Regions from separate parts of the Mus musculus genome. Here region 1 is linked to region 2. Evidence: chromatin contacts called from ENCODE Hi-C or POLR2A ChIA-PET data. All regions are on one chromosome and are shown on one strand. The core of a region is the stretch at or near the end of the contact, and the rest is flanking DNA. Distances in the headings are between cores, read along the strand shown.

Region 1 (5,292 bases), core at 907-3,406, 130 kb after region 2:
GGAAAAAGAAGGGGATATCATATTATTCACATGCACAAAAATTATTTTAGCTGGGAACGTAAAAACTGGTTCATTTTAAAGCCAGCTCGCCGGGCGTGGTGGCGCACGCCTTTAATCCCAGCACAGAGGCAGAGGCAGGCGGATTTCTGAGTTCGAGGCTAGCCTGGTCTACAAAGTGAGTTCCAGGACAGCCAGGGATATACAGAGAAACCCTGTCTCGAAAAAAAAAAAAAAAAAAAAAAAAGCCAGCTTGTGGTGGTACAAACACTTTGGAGGCAAGTAGATCTAGATCTCTTAGTTTGAGGCTAGCCTGGTCTAGGGCAGCCTGTGAGTTCTACACAGGGAAACCCTGTCTTATAAAAACAAAAAACAAACAAAACTACCTGATTTCATTAGGCAACCGAGGATCACAGATTTGGTATAGACTTCCCTTCAGATATCTGTCCCAGTGCTTCAGAGCAATGCTAGGAAGCACACGAGGAACATATATTTTCATTAGCAGTACCCCGGAAATCAAGAGCCTTGTGCATGGAAGCAGCCATTAAGCCACACCCACAACCGCTGGGAACTCCCATTTTCTCATAAACCCAGGGCCGTAGTTTCTGACTTGGAAATGTGGGCATGAACATTTCTCTTGCAAGATTACTACTGAGATTAGACAAAGTTTGTATAGTGCCAGCGTGGTGTTTAACGGGTAAATTAAAGTCAAAGGTATATTTAAGAAAAGTAACTTGAGGGCTGGGTGTGGTGGTGCACACCTTTGATCCCAGCACTAGGGAGGCAGAGGCAGGCAGATTTCTGAGCTCGAGGCCAGCCTGGTCTACAAAGTGAGTTCCAGGACAGCCAGGGCGCCAGGGCTACACAGAGAAATCCTGTCTCGAAAAACCAAAAAAAAAAAGAAAAGAAAGAAAGAAAAGTGACTTGAAAGCAGCAGTAAGGCTTCCTTAAATTACCTGAAAACTGAGGTACTTTCTTTCGCTTGTGACTCAAAATTCCAACTACTGATTTAATAAACTCACCCATCCTCCGCTAAGGAATCCACTAAACTGCTCACACAAAGGACAACCAACCAGGGAGCCTGCAACCCATAAATTTAAACATTTTCTTTAAAATCCTTCTAAACCACACAAAGCAGAAACACAGCCATAAAAAGGAAACCCAGTTATTATCTAGAAGGTTTCTGGTATTTCCCTCGGGGATCAATAAGGGGATTTATTTATTGCTAGGGTACTAACGAAAGCAGCCATGGTATGTGACAGCTTAAACTAGTTATTTCCTACAGCTTTGGAGGGTACTATGTAGTTCCAGGCACTAAGAAGACATTCAAGTCATTGCTAGTGTTCTGTGGGTCAAGTGGACTAGAGTGTAGTCCTAAAAGCAACCAGTTAAAGGGAGGGTAATCTTATCTGCCTACTCAATTCTGGGATTTGGAGTGTTTTACAAAGATACCCCCAGCAGTGCAAAGGGAGCCTGGTGTATCCCGCTAAATAAGGCCACTTGCTCCCGTGTCACAGATCCTTTGAGTGACACATATGGGTAGGTACACTATTGTTTCAGAACGTACCCCCTTTTAACACCCAAGGTGCAGAATAACCTTGGATAGGCCAAGGATAATGTAAAGGTTCTTCTTTTAAGAACAAAGATATTTAACCATTTTCCAGTCTATCCGTTGGGGGAGTGGTTCAATTAAAAGAGCATTTCTTAGAAGGTAGGGAAAAGTTAGTTTCACTTTTCTTTGCTACCATTCCCGGTTTCTGTGCTGGCTTTCCCTAGGTATGCTCGTCCCTACGGCTAGGACCAGGGAACCCATCAGCCACGCAGTTGATCCTCCTGGGGCATCCTGGAGGCTGTAGGTTCTACGGCACTGCATCTCTGTCCCAGCATGTGCTCACCCACCGGAAAAGACAAGAGGGACCCCAGGCACAGTCGCCTTGGCGGGAAAACTCCAGGCACTTCCCATCGGAACACTGCAACAAGAGACACTTAGAGATCTTCAACGACACTTACTTCTTGCTTAGTTTCTGCTCGCCATCCACTTTGACTTCACTCTCCTGCAGCGTGGCCATCTTCCCCACTGGCCCGACCCAGAAAAAAAAAAATTATGACTAGCGTAGAACTAGAACTTCCAGGTCGTGGCTCTAAGTCCTGCCTCTTCCGGGAAAGAGGGCGGGCCCTCGGCCGGACTCTCGCTGCGCAGGCGCAGTGCTGGGCTCCTCCGGCGGAGAGTCCGTCTTAGTGGTGTCGTTTCTGCGCTTTACTTGTACAGCGGGGCGACAGGTATGGCGGAGGCGATGGATCTGGGTAAAGACCCCAATGGGCCCACTCACTCCTCCACTCTGTTCGTGAGAGAAGACGGCAGCGCCATGTCGTTTTACGTGCGGCCCAGCTCGGCCAAGCGCCGGCTGTCGACGCTCATCCTGCACGGCGGCGGCACCGTGTGTCGGGTGCAGGAACCCGGAGCCGTGCTTCTCGCCCAGCCCGGGGAGGCGCTGGCCGAGGCTTCGGGCGACTTCATCTCCACGCAGTACATCCTAGACTGCGTGGATCGCAACGAGAAGCTGGACCTGGAGGCCTATCGGCTGGGCCTGACGGAGCAGGCGTCCGATCCGAAGCCCGGGGCTTCCACCGAGGGCTCCACGGAACCGGAGCCGCAGCCCCTGACCGGGCGCATCGCCTACACCGACGCGGAAGATGTGGCCATCCTGACCTACGTGAAGGAGAACGCCCGTTCGCCCAGCTCGGTCACAGGCAATGCCTTGTGGAAAGCGATGGAGAAGAGCTCGCTCACGCAGCACTCCTGGCAGTCGCTCAAGGACCGCTACCTCAAGCACCTACGGGGTCAGGAGCACAAGTACCTGCTCGGGAACGCCCCGGTCAGCCCGTCCTCCCAGAAGCTCAAACGGAAGGCGGAGCAGGACCCCGAGGCCGCGGATAGCGGAGGTGAGGCCGGCACCTTCGGGGCTCCGGGGGGCGGGGCTGCCTGCCTGTCAGCGAGCGTCTTTTTGGGCGCCGTGGGTGGCATAGCTCAGCCCCTCTTCTCTGTTGAGGTCCGAAGCGAAAGTGCACCGTTTCCTCTTATCCCTTGTTTTCTGGTTTTAATTTGTCTTTTCATTTAACTTTTCCTTCCCGTTGACTGGATGTTTGTTCGTTGATGGATTTGGGTTTGGGAGGGCGGGGAACTTGAGTCTCTTCGCTGTGTCGCCCAGGCTGTCCCCAAACTCTATGCCTGAAATATTCTCCTGCCTTCGGAGTGACTGAGACTACGGAACAGTAACTAGTTTACAAAAACGGCTCTGTGTTCAAAAGGAACACAGTACAGTATATATGGAAATCTTCTACCCTTCCTACCCACCATACCCAGGAGGTAACAGGGTAACCTGTTTCTGTTTTCAGAAATTTCAAAGATATTTTCCCTTCCCCCTTTTTCCTTCCTTCCTTCCTCCTCTCCTTTTCTCCTTTTCCTCCACCTCTTCTTGCGCCTCCTCCTCCTCCTCCTCCTCTTCTTCTCATCCTCCATCTTTTTTATTTGAGAAAAGGCCCCTGGCCGTTCATTTTAAGATATTGCCTATATTCTGGTCTTACTCAATATAAACTATGTGAATGGCATGGCAGGTCAGTTTACTTTCCGTATTTTGGCTTAACTGAATGTACTTCTATATAAAGAGGAAAGTTGCTTTGTGGTCTTCTTAGGTGAGGTGAATTTCTAAGCACTTGAGGTTAAGATCTGGCTGTGATTAGTGTATAGTACAAAGGTGTCGCTTTTTTTACTTAGGTCGTGTTGTAAGTTTGTTTTTTGAGACAGCCAGGCTGGCCTCCCAAGTCTAGGCAATCCTCTTACCTCAGTCTCTAGAGTGCTGGAATCACACAGCTGAGCCACCATGCCTGGCTAAGATATCTGCCTTTTCTGTAACCAGTATTGACAGCTTAAATGGCAGACATTTTTGACTTTAAGGCATGCTTTCTCCATTTGGGCTGTGTGTGTGTGTGTGTGTGTGTGTGGGGAGGTAAAATCTATTTCTCTAGTTCAGCATGCTTAAAGAGCACTGAGTGCTCTTCCAGAGGTCTGAGTTCACTTCCCAGCTCACAGCCATCCTTAGTGGGAGCTGATGCCCTCTCCTGGTGTGTCTGTAGACAGCTACAGTGCGCTGTCAGTGTGCCAGTCTCTTGCTCTCCAGGTTCCTGAGTATTCTCTTTGCTCTGCCTCCCCCTTCCCTCCTCCCTCTTTTCTTCTCCCTTCTTTCCTCCCCCTCTCCTCTCATGGCCCAGTTTAGTGTGGACCCTTCCAGATGCCTCTGGCTACACTCTCCCTCATATCTACAATAAACCTCCACCATACTTAAAATCCTCGTGTCCTCATTTATTTCTTTTTTTTTTTTTAAATTCCTTAATTTTTATTCCTGGTACCACTACCACAATTTACAGGGCAATATACCTGATGTAATGAAAAGAAAAAGAAAAAGACAAAGCTACAACAGATAAAAGACCTCAGGAATGTACATCTAATTGACACTACATTGCATTAATCAATAGCTGCACTTTTTGCAAACTGTGGCTATGACAGTCCTGAACAAGAAGGGTTTCCTGTTTAAGCTGCAGTAACTTTTCTGACTATGGATCATCGTTCCTTCTGTGGCAGATTTTTACAGTTCCTCTAATGCATTTGGGACGACTGTCTCAAAGTAACCTGCAGCTTTCCTGACAACTCCTCGCTCTCTCTCCTGCTAAGAACTGTAGCCGTTTCTGTTTTATTTTAAAACCTTCTGCTACCATATCCACCACTTCCACCTCCAGATCCATAGCCACCACCATAGGGACTGCCTGAGCTTCTTCCACCAAAACTGCCCCCCTTCATGGGTCCATAATTTGATTGTTGCTGTCCACTATAATTTCCAAAGTCATTATAGTTTCCACCACCACCATAGTTACCTCCACCAAAATTTCCTCCTTCATTGTAACCATCATAGCCTCCTCCTCCACCACCATATCCACCACCCTGGTTTCCATATCCTGGTCCACCACCTCCATAACCTCCTCTACTACTGTAACCAGGACCACCACCATAGTTGCCACCATCACCTCCAAATCCATTATATCCACCATCACCACCTCCATAACTACCTCTGCTGCCACCACCTCCACCACCATAGCCACCTCTTCCTCCAAAGTTTCCTCCACCACCTCCAAAGTTTCCTCCACGACCCATAAAGTTGCCAGATCCACCTCCACGATCTCTCTGTGATCCAGCAGACCGCATCTCTTGTTTAGAAAGGGCCTTTTTCACTTCACAATTAT
Region 2 (5,343 bases), core at 742-3,241:
TTCTTGGTAAAACAACTCTTTCTCTCACCAAATAAAAACAGAAACAAAATGAAAAAAAAAAAAAAGAATCACAAAGAAGAAACAGTTCAGAGATAGAGTGGTTGCTGCTCTTTCAGAGGACCTGAGTTCTATTTCCAGCAACCAGGTCAGATAGCCCAGCCACCTGTAACTCCCGGCCTCTGGCCTGGGTGGGCACCTGTACTCACATCCACACACCCAAACACATGCATATATTTAAAATTTTTTTTCTTTTTTCTTTTTTTGAGACAAGGTTTCTCTGTGTAGCTCTGGCTGTCCTGGCACTCACTTTGGAGACCAGGCTGGCCTCGAACTCAGAGATCTGCCTGCCTCTGCCTCCTGAGTGCTGGGATTAAAGGCGAGCGCCACGATGCCCGGCAATTTTTTGTTTTTAAGAAAAAAGCTATTTGGTTGACTAGAGAAAAATTTAAATAAGGCCTATTTAAATAACATCCCTTTATCCGTGTTATGGATTTTAGAAGTGATCTGACTTGGGGGCACCGTGACAGTGACAGGACACACATCCCTGGTTCAGAAGTTTTGAGCTCAAGAATCCTAATGTCTCGTCTTCCGCAGTGCAGGAAGTTAAATTGTGATGTGTACACACATGCACATTGATGTGACCAAGGCTGTAAAACCAGAATAGTCCTGCTTTGCATGAGACATCCATCAACACCAGCCAAATATACAACTGTGGCCCCATAATCTAGCCTACCATCTAGGCCTACCTAACCCCACCTATGATGGTCTCACAAGTGCCTAATGAGCCTCAGCTTTTAAGTAGACATGTGACTTTTACCACCCGAACTAAGCATATGGGTACTTGTTATTCTCTGTTTCGCCTTCTCAGGTTTGGAAATCTCCTTAATAGTTGGGAGAGAAGTAAGAAAATGAGTTAGAACAGACTCACTGAATCCTAGGAAAGAAAGAACCCTTCATCTTTTGGAGAAGGTCGCCAGAATGCTGTGTGTCTGTGTGTTTACTTATTTGTAATCACTTTCAGATTTGTTTGTTTATTTATATATGTATTTATTTGTAATCACTGTCAGGTGGGACACTAGTACTTCTGGAAACAATCTGAACTCCCAGACTCTTTTCTTGTGGGCAGGATCACAAGCTAACATCTTCAGCTGCCACAAAACAAAAAGGCAGCCACCTTGTCAGCTACTACACAGGCAGGTCCCAGGTGTCCACCGAGAGGCGCCTGGCAGTCGCTGCCCAGTAGATGAGACTCACAGGTGTCTGGTCGAAGGTTGCAGTCAGCAATCCCACCCGTCATCCTCTTTTACAACGTCACTGGGTTAGTTTCTCTTTGCGGCAGTGTCCTAATACCCCTACCCCCCCACACCCCACCCCACCCCCGCCTCTGTCGTCTTGCCTTCAAAAACCCAAAGCAATCATGCCCTCCCCTGAGGGCCTTTATTAATAACCTCAGGGGATCATTCTCTTCTCCACAACTTTCTGAATTGTAGCAGTTCTACAATGTAAATGTAACTTTAAAAGCCCTCCTGGCAGAAGGCGGCGAAGCCCGGGTAAGAGCTAAGAGCAATTTAGAAGTTCTGTCTTAAGTTCTTCTAGGTGCGGGTGGGGGAATCCGCAACAGGTCTGAGCAGGCTGGTGGGAAAGTGGGTGTAGGACAGAGTCAGAGGACAGCGTCAGCACACAGGCTCTCAGAGGAAGGATACTAGCAGTCACTAGGACTGGACAGCCGTCGCCCCAAGTGCGATTCCAGGGCTGCCTCGGCCTCGCCCTGGGAGGCAGGCGACAGGTGCGCAGTGCGCAGGCGCGGGGCGGGGCGTACCTGGGAAGGAGCAGAGCGAAGTGGAGTTGGGGCACAGGGTCCCGTTGCCCACCCGCGGCACGAGCTTCAGGCTGAGGATCTGCTGCAGGAGCCCGGCTGAGCCGCCGCCACCGCCGCTCCCCTCGCGCTCCATCCCGCCGCCATCCACCGCCCGCCGCGCCGCGGAGTACCGCACCTCCGCAGCCACGGCGTCACCTTTGGCCGGCCCTCTTCTCCCGCCCACTCCAACGGCGCTGCTAGAGTAATCGTTTCTCCTTCCAATCACAGGGCGCCGCAGATGGAGGGGGCGGGGTAACGGTTGTTCCCGCCCCCTGGCGCTGCGTTCGATTAGAGAAACCCACGGCATGCTGCGCCCCTAGTGGCAAGTTTCTTCTGCTCCATCTGGGTGTGTTGGGCTCTGCCCTCTTTAGTGCCACCTTTAAGTAGGACAAGTCCGGTGAGATTGCTCAGCGGGTAGAGGCGAGGTGTTTGCCTCCAAGCATGAAGGATTTGCCTTCCATCCCTAGGACTCATATGGTGAAAGGTGAGAACCAACTCCCATGGTTGTCTTTTTACCTTCACATACACATAGACTCACATACATTTTAAAATAGTATACAAGGATACATCACCAAAAATAAAAATTAAGTGACCACTAGCCTACTCAAATTTCTCTGTAGGACTGAATATGTATTGACAGAGAACCAGCCTAGCTGCACATCCCTAGATTCCAACCCCAGTTGCTTAGCCTGTCAAAGTCTATAGGTTCGCTGGGCGGTGGTGATACGTGCCTTTAAACTCAGCACTCAAGAGGTAGAGGCAGGCAGCTTTCTGAGTTCGAGGCCAGCCTGCTCTACTGAATAAGCTCCAGGACAGCCAGAGCTACATAGAGAAACTCTGTCAAAACCAAAACCAAAGCAAATACAAGACAAAACAAAAGACTGTAGGTTCAACTTCCGAACAACCAACAAGCAAAAATAAGACTTTTTAAATGGACCAAAACAGAGGCAGGCGGATTTCTGAGTTCGAAGCCAGCCTGGTCTACAAAGTGAGTTCCAGGACAGCCAGGGCTATACAGAGAAACCCTGTCTCGAAAAACCAAAAAGAAAAAAAGGACCAGAAATTCTCTAAGTCACAGAAGTTGAAACTTTTAGGAGCTGTGACCTGAGTTCCATCTCAGGAGCCCACGTGGTAAAAGAGAACCCATAACTGCAAGTTGTCCTTTGACCTGCACAGGTTCCCACACACATATGGCCATGGCTCTCCCTGGTTGTAAACTTGACGACGCCTGGAATGAACTAAAACCGCAATGGCTGGCGAAACCTGTGAGGGATTTAAAGTAGCAATACCTATAATCTGGATCTTTGAGGTGGAAAATCCACCTTTGATCTGAACCACGCCATCTACCGGTTTGAATATGCTTAGCCCATGCGAAGTGTGGCACGTATTAGGAGGTGTGGCCTTGCTAGAGGAAGTGTGCCACTGGGTAGGCAGGCATTGAGGTCTCCTAGTGTTTAAGCTCCACCCCAGTGCGGAGGAGACAGTTTCTCCTGCTGAGATTCTCTCAGCTCCCTCTCCAGCATGCCTGCTGCCCTGCTTCCTGTCATGATGATAATGGACTGAACCTCTGAAACTGTAAGCCAGCCCCAATGAAATGTTTGCCTTTATAAGAGTTGCTTCGGTCATGGTGTCTCCTCACAGTAGTAAAACCCAAACTAAGACACTGGCATTAGAACCTATTTAGAGATTCCAGTGTATACTGAAAGACCAGCGGGGTCATCCAGCCCCATGGACTGAACAACTCCTGGACTCTGGGCCTTCCATTAGTAGACAGCCATTGCTGGATTAGCTGGACCACTTCCTGTAAGCCACTCTATAAATCATATATATACATATATATATATATATGATACATTCAATAAATAATTTAACATATTCATTAATAAATATAAATATTTAAGTTCTCTCCCTCTGCAGAATCCAGACTAATACACATATATAATAAATCAATAACTTTAAAACCTTTTACAGCAACTGTTTTTCAGTATATTTAGACATCTTGTCAGCATTTTAGATTTTGTAGGATTTTTGCTTTTACAGGATAGCATGAACAATGCCAACAGCCCTTTCCCATAAGTGTGCTATATCCATTAATGCCCAGATGTTCACCTCCCTCCCAAAGGAAAGAAGTTAAAGTTGGGTTGGTTATAGCTCTGAGAGACGCCTTGCCTCATATGCCTGCAGCTCTGGGTTTGATCCCCAGCACTTCACAAAGGTCCCTAAGAAGCCTTCCAGGGAGAATCTGTAGATTGCCTATATAGACATGAAAATTTGGTGGTTTGACAGCCAAATGGAAGGACCTAGAAAGCAAAGCATCGATATTTTGTAGGGAAAATGTACTTTGAGACTTTTGAGTATTTGCCTTTTCTGGTCATCCAATCTTCTCATTTCTCCTTTGGAATAAACTCCCACAATTTCTATTACCTTTTTGGTTTGGTTTGTGATGAAGTCTTGCTGCGTTCTCTTGGCTGGCTTGCAACTTTCTGTGCAAATTATGTCTGGCTTCTTTTTTTTTTTTTAAAGATTTATTTATTTATTTATTTATTACATGTAAGTACACTGTAGCTGTCTTCAGACCCTCCAGAAGAGGGAGTCAGATCTCATTACAGATGGTTGTGAGCCACCATGTGGTTGTTGGGATTTGAACTTCGGACCTTCGGAAGAGCAGTCGGGTGCTCTTACCCACTGAGCCATCTCACCAGCCCTATATCTGGCTTCTATTACTTTTTTTTTTTTTTTAATGAAAGAATGAAAGGAAAGGAGTGGCTTCTTGCATGACACATAGGTAAAACTGGAATGATGTGGAGATTCGTACGGCCCCTGCTCAAGAGTGACACACAAATTCATGGAGCCCTTCCATATCTTTATAAGCACAAAAGAAGAGTCTAAGGAACAGAAACTGCTCTGAGAGCATAAGAGTGTAAGGTATGACAGCTCACACCTGTAATCTCAAATCTGGGAAGAGAAAGGAAGATTACTGGTAAGTGCAAAGCCAGCCTGAGCTGTCTCAAGTTGAGGAGGGGGCTGGAGAAGTGGCTTAGTGATTAAGTGTGCTTCCAGCTCCTCCAGAGGACCTGCCAGGAAGCTCACAACAACCCAGAGGACCCGTCACCCTCTCCTGGCCTCTGAGAGCACCTATACATATATGCCTCTCACCTCCCCTACCCCTCACACATATATTTTTTTTTCAAATGCAGCATTAACTATGTTTTTTTGGTTTTTGTTTTTATGGTTTTTCGAGACAGGGTTTCTCTGTAGCCCTGGCTTGTCGCGTCCGCTCTCGACCAGCAAGAACGACACGACCACCAGTCCTTCTAACAGCAGTTTATTCAGTCCTGATTCTTCTTGTTTATATCTCCCCCGAACCCTGGGCCTCTCACTCCTTTTATACTCTCTCTCATCCACGCACCGCAGGCCACGCCCCCTCGCCAGTCACGAGGCTTCAGCTAATCAGGGCAGCAGGGGCAAATCTCCACCAAATTGGA

The links. A loop is a pair of places that touch in the nucleus more often than their neighbours do. ChIA-PET counts read pairs that join two places held with the same protein, here RNA polymerase II (POLR2A).
Region 1: a loop to region 2 is called in a map of adrenal gland, with 2.4 times the contacts of the local background. The contact joins the promoter of Terf2ip here to the promoter of Tmem170 in region 2. A Hi-C loop is called at or near these places in 2 of 37 maps with a recorded cell type or tissue (T-helper 2 cell and adrenal gland). POLR2A ChIA-PET finds 5 or more read pairs at or near these places in 1 of 5 experiments (embryonic stem cell).

What each region holds. Positions count from the first base shown.
Region 1 is chr8:112,009,203-112,014,494 of GRCm38, forward strand. It overlaps Terf2ip (telomeric repeat binding factor 2, interacting protein), which reads left to right and starts at 2,157. Exons shown (of 3, transcript NM_020584.2): 1 at 2,157-2,940. The coding sequence starts at 2,280. Kars (lysyl-tRNA synthetase) reads right to left here and starts at 2,152. Exons shown (of 14, transcript NM_053092.3): 1 at 2,008-2,152. The coding sequence starts at 2,066. It also overlaps the pseudogene Gm6793.
Region 2 is chr8:111,874,684-111,880,026 of GRCm38, forward strand. Tmem170 (transmembrane protein 170) reads right to left here and starts at 1,992. Exons shown (of 3, transcript NM_025781.2): 1 at 1,820-1,992. The coding sequence starts at 1,952.